Linked DNA regions of Homo sapiens: all the other regions are linked to region 3. Evidence: chromatin contacts called from ENCODE Hi-C or POLR2A ChIA-PET data. All regions are on one chromosome and are shown on one strand. The core of a region is the stretch at or near the end of the contact, and the rest is flanking DNA. Distances in the headings are between cores, read along the strand shown.

Region 1 (3,948 bases), core at 667-3,166, 1.7 Mb before region 3:
TCAAGGGGGCGTCTGGAAACGTTGCCGGCGGGGGCAGGGGGGCGGGGGGGTGTTGGTCTGGCGTTTATGGGAAAGGCTGGGGATGCTAAATGTCCTATACTGCCTGGGACAGTCCCACAAAAGGGAGCTTTCTACCGCCCAAAATAATTAATAGCTCCCCAAATAGAAACACTGTTCAAATGACTTTTCAGACTAACTTCTCATGACGCTATTAGGAGAGGGGGTAAAGGCACCAAATCACCGTGATCTTAAGTGGCCTCCCGAAGGTCTCATGTACAGCGCTCTACTGTGATTCTCTGCGTGGCCTTTACTGCCTGACATTTACTTGGGTATTTGCTTACTGCCTGTGATCTTCCCACCAGAAAGTGAGTCCCACATAAACAGGGGTCTAGTCCTAATTCAACACATCAGCGCTCCCTACGTGAGCACCCAGCCCGTAACAGGACCTCAGAAAATGTTCACTGAAACAAACTATTAAGCTGGGCCCCCATGCCTGCTTATGTCCCCAACCCTGCCCCTACTTACCAGGCCGAGGGGGATATGGCCACCGCCAATGTGGGGCAAGTTCCCTCTGCCAAGCAGACCTCCACGTCGAACACCAGGGCCCGCTCCTCGGGGATGGCCACGGGTACGGCCTCCCCCTCGGGGCCGTACCGGGTCCAGCCCTCCGCCCAGGCCCAAGCCGGGGGCTTCGGGGGCAGCTGGGCCTGCAACAGCAAGTTGGCCGCCTCCAGGTAGGGCAGGCTCTGCTTCTGGGCCAGGAGGCGGAAGTGCTGGTCCAGGTTGTCCCCGTAGAGGGGCGGCAGGCGCAGCTCCACGTCGGGCAAGGGCACGGCTGGCTGCCCCCAGAGCCCGTGCTTCTGCAGGTGCTCGACGCTGCGGCGCACCGCGGCCTCGCCAGGCATCTCCCCTCCTTGCCCGAAGATTTGCTCGTGCAGCCCTCTCGAGAGCATCTGGATGTCCAATGGGTTGTGCCGCAGCTGCCCGCCCTCCGAGGATAGCACTTGCGGCTGCTGAGGCTGCTGTTGCTGCTGCTGCTGCTGCTGCTGCTGCTGCTGCCGCCGCCGCTGCCCGTCGCTGGGGTCGGACGCGGGGACGGAGCTGGAGACCCAGCGCCCCGGAGCTGGAACCGGCCCTGGCCCGACGGTGGCGCCGGCCACCTTCCTCCAGAGCAGGCGGCTCATGGTTGGTGCAGGGACCCCCACGCTGGGAGTCAGAACACCTGGCTTTGGGCTCCAGCTTGGCTTCTTTTACTGGCTGGAAGACGTGGAGAGAGACACGTCCTGTCTCTGCTCTCCTGTCAGTGAAATGGGTTTGACCATGCCTGCCTTCCACCCCAAATCCTAAAGGAGACAGATGATATAAAGCGTTATTTTACCATATATGTAATAGGTGTATCCATAATCATCATTCCTTGAGCATTTACTGCGTCCCCAACACTGTGCCAGGCGCTTCAGTTGCATTTTCCGTTAAGCCTCAAAACTTGGGAAACGTCAATACCCCTCCTGGGGGAACCGGGGTCCACGCAACTTCGTCAGTGAACCCACGTGGGGAAGCCGAGGGCAGCGAGTAAGAGAGCAGTATCTGGAGTAGGGCGACGCGGTTTTGAACCCCGCTTCTGGCTCTCTCGAGCTGTGTGACCTTGGGCAAAGCTCCTTAGGCCCTGATATCCTATTCTGTAAAATGGGATTACGGATTCTGCCTGTCACACCGGGCTGCTGTCTGGGGGACACAGGGCGCCTATGTCGTGCGGCCCTGCTCTTGGCAAGCGCTCGGCAAATGGTGGCTGCCATTACCGCGACCGGCGCGGGCCTAGCGTCGAGAGGTGCCAGCGCCCGGATTCGAACCCGCAGGGTGGGCCGCCGTCCCCCGGGACCCACACCCACACCCGGACCACGGCCCACCCGGCCGAGAGCGTCCTGCAGGAGGAGTCGGCGGCCACCCCCGTGCGCCCCGCCGCCCGCCTGCGCCCGGCAGAGGCGCCGCGGTGCGCCCTGGGACTAGCCGCCGCCCTGCTCCGGGCCTCGCTCCCTGACTGGAGAGGGAGGGGCCGCGCCGTCGCTCAGCGACCCGGCCTCCCCGCCGCCGACCCCGCCGGAAACCTCGGTCCTCACGGTGCTTCCCGGTCTGCTGCTCCCCCGACCCCAGGCCCACGGCACGGCGTCCCCCTTCGCGCGGCCTACGCAGCCTCGGGGTAGCGTGTGGCCTCCACCCGGCCGGTCCGCTTCGCTGGCAGCCGCAACTTCCCGTCTGCACCCAGCTAGGTCCCGCGGCTACCCGAGAGGCAAGCGGGAGACTCCCAGCGCGACCAATAGGAGGGCCGCCAATGGAGCGGTCCGCCCGCGGGGGGAGAAGGGGGACTTCTGGGTGGGCTCTCCCTGCGGAACGCGCGAACCAAAGGCCAACCTCCCCTTCTCAAGGAGCAGGTGGATTGGTCCCGAGCTAGCTGGTGGGCGGAGGTGACGTTTTTATAAGTTGCTCAAGAGACGGTAACAACCGACGGGCCGCGTGGCCTAATGGATAAGGCGTCTGACTTCGGATCAGAAGATTGCAGGTTCGAGTCCTGCCGCGGTCGAAGGGAGGTTATGATTAACTTTTAGTTTATTCCTCCCTCAGGAACGAAGTATTGGGACAATGTGAACGTAGTCGCCGCCGATTCCCACCGCACTTCAAAGATGTGGGAACGCCAAGATCCGCGGAAGTAACCACGCCCAGCAAGTCCCTGCGAGATTGCCCGCCTACGTGTCTCAGCGGAGGCACATTTCTAAAATGTACCAGGTCTCTCGCACCCCGACGCAGGTGGAGGAAAGTGGAGAGGGAGGGGCATCCTGTACAGAAATCTCAATTTATACTCAATTGATGGTTGGCAAGAGTTGGGGCTCGCAGCCAAAGCGAGGCTCCCTCCCTCGCCCATCCGGTGCTGCCTCCTCGTCCAGAGCAATTCTGAGGGGTAAAAATGTTGCCTTCCGTTGAACCTGAATTTGCCCGCAGATGCTAGCCTCCGGCCCACAGCGCGGCTGGAGCTTGTCCCCTTCCCCAGCTGTTTCCAGTCTCCGCATCCGTCTTGTGTTGCTCCAGGTGCTTCAACAGCTCTCAGCGCTCGGTGGTTGGTGAACTGTGGTAAAGTGCACGCAGAATAAGGTCTACGTGATTAAGCACCGCCTGGGGGTTGGGGTCTGGAGGCCCAGCTGCACAGATGAAAGGGAGGCTCAGAGACGTTTGGGACCAACCGAGATCACACAGCTGATTAGGAATAAAATTCAGGTCAAGCTGAAAGTCGGCCGCCACCGTCCAGCGTGGATCCCAGGACACCGTGAACGGACTACAGAAGTTGACTTTCGCGTTTTTAAGGAGTGGGGTGCAGGGAAACAATCCTCCGCCGGCCCTGCGGGCTGATGCCGACCCTCACCTGCTCCCGCCACGTGGAGAGGTAGAGAGAAGCCCCGGGCCAAGCAGCATTGAGCCCTGGTCCCTTCTATTTAAATATGAAATATTTTGCATACACTTTTCTAGATGTACTTAATATACACAATGTTTTAATGTTTGTGATTTTTTTGTTTTGCCAAAAAAATACAATCAATCAGAAATTCATCTGTTTTTTTTTTTTTTTTCACATAACTGTTGACTTTTACAAAATACTGGAAGGAGAGGCTCTCAGCTTAAATCAGGGAGTCCCTGAATGGGGAAAACATTTTCATCTTGTTTCTTCTAACCGCCTACTGATACTTGGCATTTCCTCCAATTATGAGCATAGGCTGTCAGCCACAGTGGTATTAACAGTGCCTGTGACTTTGTCCCCTCCAGCAACCACAGATATTTTCATAACGCATTACAAGTGCTGCACATTTTTCAAAATTTGTTTGCACTTATCTGTACTTCAAAATAACAGGGGTTACTAGACTGCCACTAGATCCTGTTAGTTAATAAGTTTACCTATTTGTCCTAATA
Region 2 (3,620 bases), core at 411-2,910, 1.8 Mb after region 3:
TTCTCCCACCTCAGCCTCCAGAATAGCTGGGACCACAGGCATGTGCCACCAAGCCCAACTAATCTTTTTGTATTTTTAGTAGAGATGTAGTTTTGCTATGTTGCCCATGCTGATCTTGAACTCTTGAGCTCAAAATTATCCACCCACCTTGGCCTCCCAGAGTGCTGGGATTACAGGCATGTGCCAACATGCCCGGCTGGGGCCATGCTCTTTCTGAAGCCTCCAGAGGAGACCCTCTGTTCCATGGCTTTTTCTTCTGGTGTTGGTGGCAGTCCTTGGAGTTCCTTGCTTCATGGATGATACTTCACTCCAGTCTCTGTGGCAGAAATTCTCTGGTGTGTGTAGACAAGCCTTCCTCTGCCTCCCTCTTAGGAAGATACATGTGATAACACTTAAGGCCCACCCTGATCATCCAAAATCATCTCCCCATCTCAAGATATTTTTTTTTTTTTGAGATGGAGTCTCGCTCTGTTTCCCAGGCTGGAGTGCAGTGGCGCAGTCTTGGCTCACTGCATCCTCCGCCTCCCGGGCTCAAGTGATTCTCCTGCCTCAGCCTCCTAAGTAGCTGGGACCACAGGCATGTGCCACCATGCCCGGCTAATTTTTGAATTTTTAGTAGAGGTGGGGTTTCACCATGTTGGCCAGGCTGGTCTTGAACTCCTGACTTCAAGTGATCCACCTGCCTCGGCCTCCCAAAGTGCTGGGATTACAGGCGTGAGCCATCGTGCCCGGCATCAAGATCCTTAAATTAAGCTGGGCGTAGTGAGCCGAGATCATGTCACTGCACTTCAGCCTGGGCTACAAAGCAAGACTCCATCTCAAAATAAAATAAAATAAAATAATTTTTTTTTTTTTGAGACGGAGTTTCGCTCTTGCTGCCCAGGCTGGAGTGCTATGGCACGATCCTGGCTCACCACAACCTCCGCCTCCTGGGTTCTAGTGATTCTCCTGCCTCAGCCTTCCAAGTAGCTGGGATTACAGGCATGAGCCACCACACCCGGCTAACTTTGTTGTATTTTTAGTAGAGACAAGGTTTCTCCATGCTGGTCAGGCTGGTCTCGAACTCCCAGCCTCAGGTGATCTGCCCACCTCGGCCTCTCAAAGTGCTGGGATTACAGGTGTGAGCCACCACACCCTAAAATAAAATTGTTTTAAAAGTAAGATCTTTAACTTACACACCTGCACATTTGCAAAGCCCTAGTTGTTGGGGTTTTGTTTTTTTGTTTTTTTTTTTCTTTGAGACAGAGTCTCACTGGGATTGCAGGTGTGAGCCACCTTGCCCTGCCTGTGTTTTGGTTTTTGTTGTTTTTGCCAGATAAAGTAACATTCAGTTTCCACATATTGGGATATCACTGGGAGACCATTATTCAGCCCACCACACACATCCCCAAATCTACCAGGTTAAATGGAGGTAGATTTTTAAGCTTCCCAAGTAGCTGGGACTACAGGCATGCACCACTATGTCTGGCTAATTATTTTTATTTTTTATACAGTTGGGGTCTTGCTACATTGCCCAGGCTGGTCTTGAACTTCTAGGCTCAAGCAAACCTCCTGCCTCTGCCTTCCAAAGTGCTGGGATTACCGGTATGAGTCACCACACTGAGCAAGGGAGAAGAATTTTAAGAGTCCCTATAATAACTCCACACCTCTCTAAAAACCGCACTGCTCGCCCCTCCCCACTCCCACAGGTTTTGGAGTTTCTGACTCCTGAAAGAGAATGAGTCACAGACAGTTCCCGTCAGAAAAGACTATGTCCCTCCCACCTCTCATTTAGTTCCCGTTTGTTTAGGATTCAAGTGTCTTGGGCAGTTAGATAGCTCCCCAGCCTACCCAGTTTCCCTCTTGCCTCCCCTCTACTACCCCCAGAAATGCTTGTGCAATATTGGACTGACTCACCCAGAAATAACTCATGACTCTCCTTTGTTTACAGTTTAAGAGACTAGGGTGTTGAAATATCTCAGCAAAGGCCACTGAGGGACTCTTCAGTCCAGGGACAATGAAACACTGGACAACCTGGGAGGAGTTAGGTACATTCTCTGGCCTTCTCTCAGAGGGGCTTTTGCTGTGTTGTAACAGGCAGTGGAGTGTTGGTAAATATTTAACAAGGCATCTCCAAGGGGAAAAGCCTTAATATGTAGTGTTTACCTATTCCTGTGGTGTAAATACCCCTGCTATGGCCAGTTTCAAGCTACCAACATGATGTCATTGAAACCAAAGTTGGAAAGAAAAGTGCATCATCATTCTGAGCAGCTGACTCCAACACGCCACTGTAGCTCCACTGACCTAAGGGAAAACTGTCAGTCTTCACTCCATAAGGATGTACAGGCCCAGGGGCTGGACAATGTAGCTCTTGGAAGATCACAATAGAGTCAGTTTCCTAATTTCAGGGACCAACTGTTACTGCTAAGAATAAATGGGAGGCCAGGTGCAGTGGCTCACACCTGTAATCCAAGCACTTTGGGAGGCCGAGGCAGGTAGATCACCTGAGGTCAGAGTTCGAGACCAGCCTGACCAACAGAGTGAAACCTCGTCTCTACTAAAAATACAAAAATTAGCCAGGCTTGGTGGCGTGCACCTGTAATCCCAGCTACTCAGGAGGCTGAGGCAGGAGAATCACTTGAACCCAGGAGGCAGAGGTTGCAGTGAGCCGAAATCACACCACTGCACTCCAGCATGGGCAACAGACCAAGACTCTGTCTCAAAAAAAAAAAAAAAAGAACAAATGTGTAAAATAGTCACAGATCTTTACAATCCCATCCAGCGATGAGGTTCTAGGTACAAAACAAACATTAACATCTTTCTCCTCTGGAATCGCTTGAACCAAGGAGACAGAGGTTGCAGTGAGCCAAGATCGTGCCACTGCACTCCAGCCTGGGAATCAGAGTAAGACTCCGCCTCAGGAAAAAAAGAAAAAGAAATCTTTTTCCTCTGAACTCTCATCAAACTTCTATTTCTACATCTCTTTTGATTTTTTTTATTTATCTAACAATGACTGTGCCAAGCAATATTCCAAATAAGGTATATACCGTGACACAATCCAACCTCACAACAAGCCTACAGGCAAGTACTTTATGTATTTATTTATTTGTTTACTTATATATTTGTTGACACTGGGTCTCACTCTGTTGCCGAGGCTGGAGTGCAATGGCACCATCTGGGCTCACTGAAGCCTCGACCTCCTGGGCTCAAGCGATCCTCCCACCTCAGCACCCCCAGAGTAGCTGGGATTACAGGCACACGCTACCACACCCAGCTAATTTTTGTAATTTTAGTAGAGAGGGCATTTCACCTTGTTGCCCAGGCTGGTCTCGAACTCCTGGACTCAGGCGATCCACTGCTTCAGCCTCCCAAAGTGCTGGGATTACAGGAGTGAGCCACCAAGCCCAGCCTGGAACAAGCACTTTTTACAAATCTGTTTTACAAAGGAGCAAACTGAAGCGCTGAGAGGTTAAGTTACATGTCCAAAGTCACAAAGCCCTGAATTGCCTTTGCAATGCCCCTTAAAAAGTGGCAGAATAAATGCCCAACCCAAGAAGCTCTTCACATATTTGATTTAGATTCCACATAAAAATAAAAGCACTATGTATACATATTTACATATGGCATATTTATGATCTACT
Region 3 (3,888 bases), core at 794-3,293:
CATCCTCCCACCTTGGCCTCCCAAAGTGCTGGGATTACAGGTGTGAGCCACTGTGCCAGGCCCAAGAAGTCTTTTTGAATGAATAACGTGACATTTCAAAAAAGTTGTATGATCTTAAGATGCTTCAGAGCAATCATTATGAACAATTATCATGATACACTTAAATACTCCCTGGCTAAATTGTTTCAGATAATCCCCTAAAAGCAGCAAGTCTGAGTTTTTTTTTTAGATTCACTGAAAAAAATCAAGAGTGCATACAAAGACTACCACTCAAGGACAAAAAGGTTGTAAAATGAGTCAGTTTTTCCAGTCTTGAACATAAATCACTGGACTGGAAGGTATCTCACAGTGGTCCTTAAATTATTTTCTACCTTCAGGCAGCCTTCACTGATCCACTGCCCTATTTTTTCTTAGCATTCCAGAGAAGGAGCTTTGTTGATCTCCAGTTCAACCTGTTTCGGGGATCGATAACCATAATTAATTCTGGCCAGAGTTTCGTTTGAGCCTCAGAGGTCAAAGCTGCAGTGAGCAATCTCGCCACTACACTCCAGCCTGGGCGACAGAGTGAGACCCCGTCTCAAAAAAAAAAAAAAAAAAAAAAAAAAAAAAGTTAATTATATCCATTAGCCTGGAACCAACATTAAAGGGTAAGTTTTCTCCTGCTTCATTCAATCCCTTGATAGAGGAGATGCCTACATAATTCATAAACTGTTAATGGACTTTTTTTTTTTTTTTTGAGACGTAGTCTCACTCTGTCGCCTAGGCTGGAGTGCAGTGTCGAGATGTCGGCTCATGCAACCTCTGCCTCCTAGGCTGAAGCGATTCTCCTGCCTCAGCCTCCTGAAAAGCTGGGGGTACAGGCGCGCCACCAGGGCCAGATAATTTTTGTATTTTTAGTTAAGACAAGGTTTTACCATGTTGGCACTCAATTCTCATTATTCTGAGGGCAAGCATTTTAAAAAGACTGATCAGAATTAGTGATCATGAAATGAAGAATCTTACAAAGCCTTAGAACAATCAGTTCCACCAAAAACTACACATTATTTAACGCTGTATCATCAGAAAACTGCATCCACAACTTTTAGAAAATAAAGTTAATATTTGGAAGTCACAAGGTTGGTAAGTGGCAGTGTCACCGTCTGGTCCCGATTTCAAGTCGGACAGTCCCTCCCCAACACCGCCTAGGAAGTTATTAAAACGACCGGAAAAGAATTCCATAATCCGTTTCTTAACTTGCAAAGAAACAAAGCTATCTTTCCAATTCAAACAAAACGTTAACACCGCTGGCCAGATATAAAGAAAAACAACGGGCCGGGCACGGTGGCTCACGCCTGTAATCCCAACACTTTGGGAGGCCGAGGTGGCAGGATTACTTGAAGCCAGGAGTTCGAGACCAGCCTGGCCAACATAGACCGCGTTTCCACAAAAATAAAAAAAAAGAATAAAACAAAGAAAAACAACGATAAATAAACTTAACAGCTTTAAAGAAAAGCCACGACCACAGAAGGTTTACAACGAGTCATCTGCGCCAAGCAGCGGCACCTGAGACGCTGCGGGCGGGGAGGGTGGGGTCCGAGCGCCAGCGCTGACCGCCTGGGTGGAGGCCGCCCCGGGCCCCGGGCCTCGACTACCCTGCCGCGTCCGGGCACCGGCGCTCGGCTCCCACCCGGGCGTCTGAGCCTGCGGGCACCTGCGGCCGCCGGCGGACAGCGCGTCAGGTCTCACCGCCGCGGCCCTCGCACTGGCTCGCCGCCTCCAGACCCTGCCCCTCAGCGCCCCCGGCCTCCCTCGGCGCCGACTGCCGTGACGATCTAGGCCCGGGACCCCGCACGGGTCCCGCACCCCTGAACAGGCCCCGCAGCCGAAACGAGCGTCGCTCCCTCCCGCGTCCCCTCGATTTCCCCGCAACCCGCACCTTCTCCTCATGGCGGACGCTCCAAGCAGCCGTGAGTCCAGGTCCAGACCTACTCCACACGGCCCCGAGAGCAACAACCACCCGCAAACACCGGCGATGTCACTCCGCGTAGCCGCTCCGCGAGCCGTTGAGCCCCGCAAAATTTCAAACCGCGCCACGGGGCGAAGCCTCGTCGCGATTGGCGTCGCGTCCCGTCGCTCCAAGAAAATCCCCGCCCCTCGGGCTGAAGTCGCGGGTGCGCAATCGGGGTGGGGACTCGCGAGCAGGGCCTGGGAAGCGCCGGAGTGGCGGCGGGGGATGACGTCACTGTCTGTGAGTGGCCGGGCGTGGCCTGCGCCTCCCGCTTCCCTGGCTTGGCGGCAGCCTCAAGGGACTCCTCTCCCAAGCCAGCTACCTCATCGGAGCGCCGCCCCGCCTCGCCCCGCGCAGTTTGGATTCGAAGTGCGCGGGCGGGGAGGGAGTTGAGAGCACCGCGGCTACCTGGCTTCCCTGAGTCCCGGCTGCCGGGAACGGGCGCGGGGGTGAATAGGTAAGTTAGCGCCTAGTTTCCCTCGCTCATCCAAGAAGCGAAGCTTGGAATCGATCTTTGGTGGGACTCTTCCCCAGATGTAAGAAGCCATACACTAAAGGGGAAGGGAAGGAACATTGAGTCCTGCTCATGGGCCTGGAACGTTTCAACGCCAGTTATCCCATTTAACCTCCACAATCGCCATTGCAGAGGAAACGCAAAAAGATTTGAATGATTTGCCTAAGTCACGTTATCAAATTAGATGAGTTTCTAAATCGTTACATGAAAAATTTAAAACTCAAAATAGACATTACTTTTGTAGCCTCCTTTCCTCGATGAACATGTTACATCCCTAAATGCTTATATATCACCGTTTTTTCCCAGTGATTCATGGTGGCATGGTGGCATGAATCCTGGTGTGTAGATATCTCGCCCATTCTGCTATTGATATTTAGATGATAATTTAAAAGATAAGGCTGGGCTGAATATCTTCATACATAAATCTTTGTGTATGTATGTATTTATAAATGCATCCTGCATTTTCGTACGGCTGATTCCTAGAGGTGTAATTACTGAATGCTCCCTTTATTAATTTGCCTTCTGCACAAAGCCTCACCGGAAAAGTACCCTCCTTTTGTTACCCTCAGCAGGGCTGAATTCTATTGTACTTCTAAACATCTTTGCTCATTTTGTAGGTAAAATAATAATACTGGCATTTCCTTGTTTGGCACTTGATTATAATTGAAATTGCACATTTTTCGTGTTTATTGGCCAACTGTAACTTAAGTGAATCCTCTTCATATGCCTTTTCCCTAAAGGTAAAGGATGCTTGTTTGCTTCACCTTCAGAACCATATTTTTCTTATTTTCAGAAAAACTTCATTAGTGCTTTCAATGTTCTTTTTACTTTTTTTAATTGAGACGGAGTCTCGCTCTGTCACCCAGGCTGTAGTGCAGTGGCCCAATCTCAGCTCACTGCAACCTCCGCTACCTGGGTTCAAGCAATTCTTGTGCCTCAGCTTCCCGAGTAGCTGGGACTACAGGCACGCACCACCATGCCTGGATACTTTTTTTTTTTGTATTTTTAATAGAGACGGGGTTTTGCCATGTTGGCCAGGCTGGTCTTGAACTCCTGACCTCAGGTGATCCGCCTGCCTCGGCCTCCCAAAGTGTTGGGATTACAGGCGTGAGCCAACGCGCCCGGCTTCCATGTTCTTTTTAACTTGTCAGCAGCATGCCAAACATTCACAGCACCAACACAGTGGGCGACAGGCACCACTTTTTCAATTTCCTTGCACTCTGTGATTAACATTGACACCACTAATAGAGTAGATGGTAGCACTACTTTTAAAATTTACTTGCATTCTTTGTTGATTAAATTAACAGGAGAGCTTTTCAGAAAGCTTCACAAATTTGTGATCTTCATACTTGTTCTTAGCACCAGCATTATGAAGTATCCAAAGAAA

The links. Hi-C counts contacts between places; a loop is a spot of excess contacts on that map. ChIA-PET counts read pairs that join two places held with the same protein, here RNA polymerase II (POLR2A). Pooled maps may share reads with other maps.
Region 1: a loop to region 3 is called in a map of CD8-positive, alpha-beta T cell, with 11 times the contacts of the local background. The contact joins the promoter of POLG-DT here to the promoter of PRC1 in region 3. A Hi-C loop is called at or near these places in 2 of 168 maps with a recorded cell type or tissue (CD8-positive, alpha-beta T cell and gastrocnemius medialis), 5 of 37 single-sample maps with no recorded cell type and 10 of 50 pooled maps.
Region 2: a pooled map shows a loop between it and region 3 (15-fold over the local background). The contact joins the enhancer-like site here to the promoter of PRC1 in region 3. A Hi-C loop is called at or near these places in 5 of 37 single-sample maps with no recorded cell type and 11 of 50 pooled maps. POLR2A ChIA-PET finds 5 or more read pairs at or near these places in 1 of 52 experiments (HEK293).

Annotation. Positions count from the first base shown.
Region 1 is chr15:89,332,571-89,336,518 of GRCh38, forward strand. POLG-DT (POLG divergent transcript) reads left to right here and starts at 1,917. Exons shown (of 2, transcript NR_186332.1): 1 at 1,917-2,284; 2 at 2,617-3,591. POLG (DNA polymerase gamma, catalytic subunit) reads right to left here and starts at 2,254. Exons shown (of 23, transcript NM_002693.3): 1 at 2,103-2,254; 2 at 526-1,343. The coding sequence starts at 1,184. POLGARF (POLG alternative reading frame) reads right to left here and starts at 1,239. Exons shown (of 2, transcript NM_001430120.1): 1 at 526-1,239. The coding sequence starts at 1,239. TRR-TCG1-1 (tRNA-Arg (anticodon TCG) 1-1) reads left to right here and starts at 2,503; the gene lies at 2,503-2,575. RefSeq lists enhancers at 1,522-2,023, 2,893-2,992, 3,003-3,072, 3,413-3,462 and a silencer at 1,713-2,312.
Region 2 is chr15:92,802,236-92,805,855 of GRCh38, forward strand. No RefSeq gene overlaps it. Among named protein-coding and RNA genes, the nearest start is that of CHASERR, 79 kb to the right of the region's middle. RefSeq lists an enhancer at 2,207-2,256. Within about 2 kb of position 1,661, at least 34 of the 41 ENCODE cell types and tissues checked have a DNase peak (open chromatin) inside an H3K27ac peak, as active enhancers do.
Region 3 is chr15:90,992,492-90,996,379 of GRCh38, forward strand. It overlaps PRC1 (protein regulator of cytokinesis 1), which reads right to left and starts at 2,044. Exons shown (of 15, transcript NM_003981.4): 1 at 1,916-2,044. The coding sequence starts at 1,926. LOC124903556 (a long non-coding RNA gene) reads left to right here and starts at 2,288. Exons shown (of 2, transcript XR_007064759.1): 1 at 2,288-2,444. RefSeq lists enhancers at 1,350-2,217, 2,218-3,084 and a silencer at 1,581-1,800.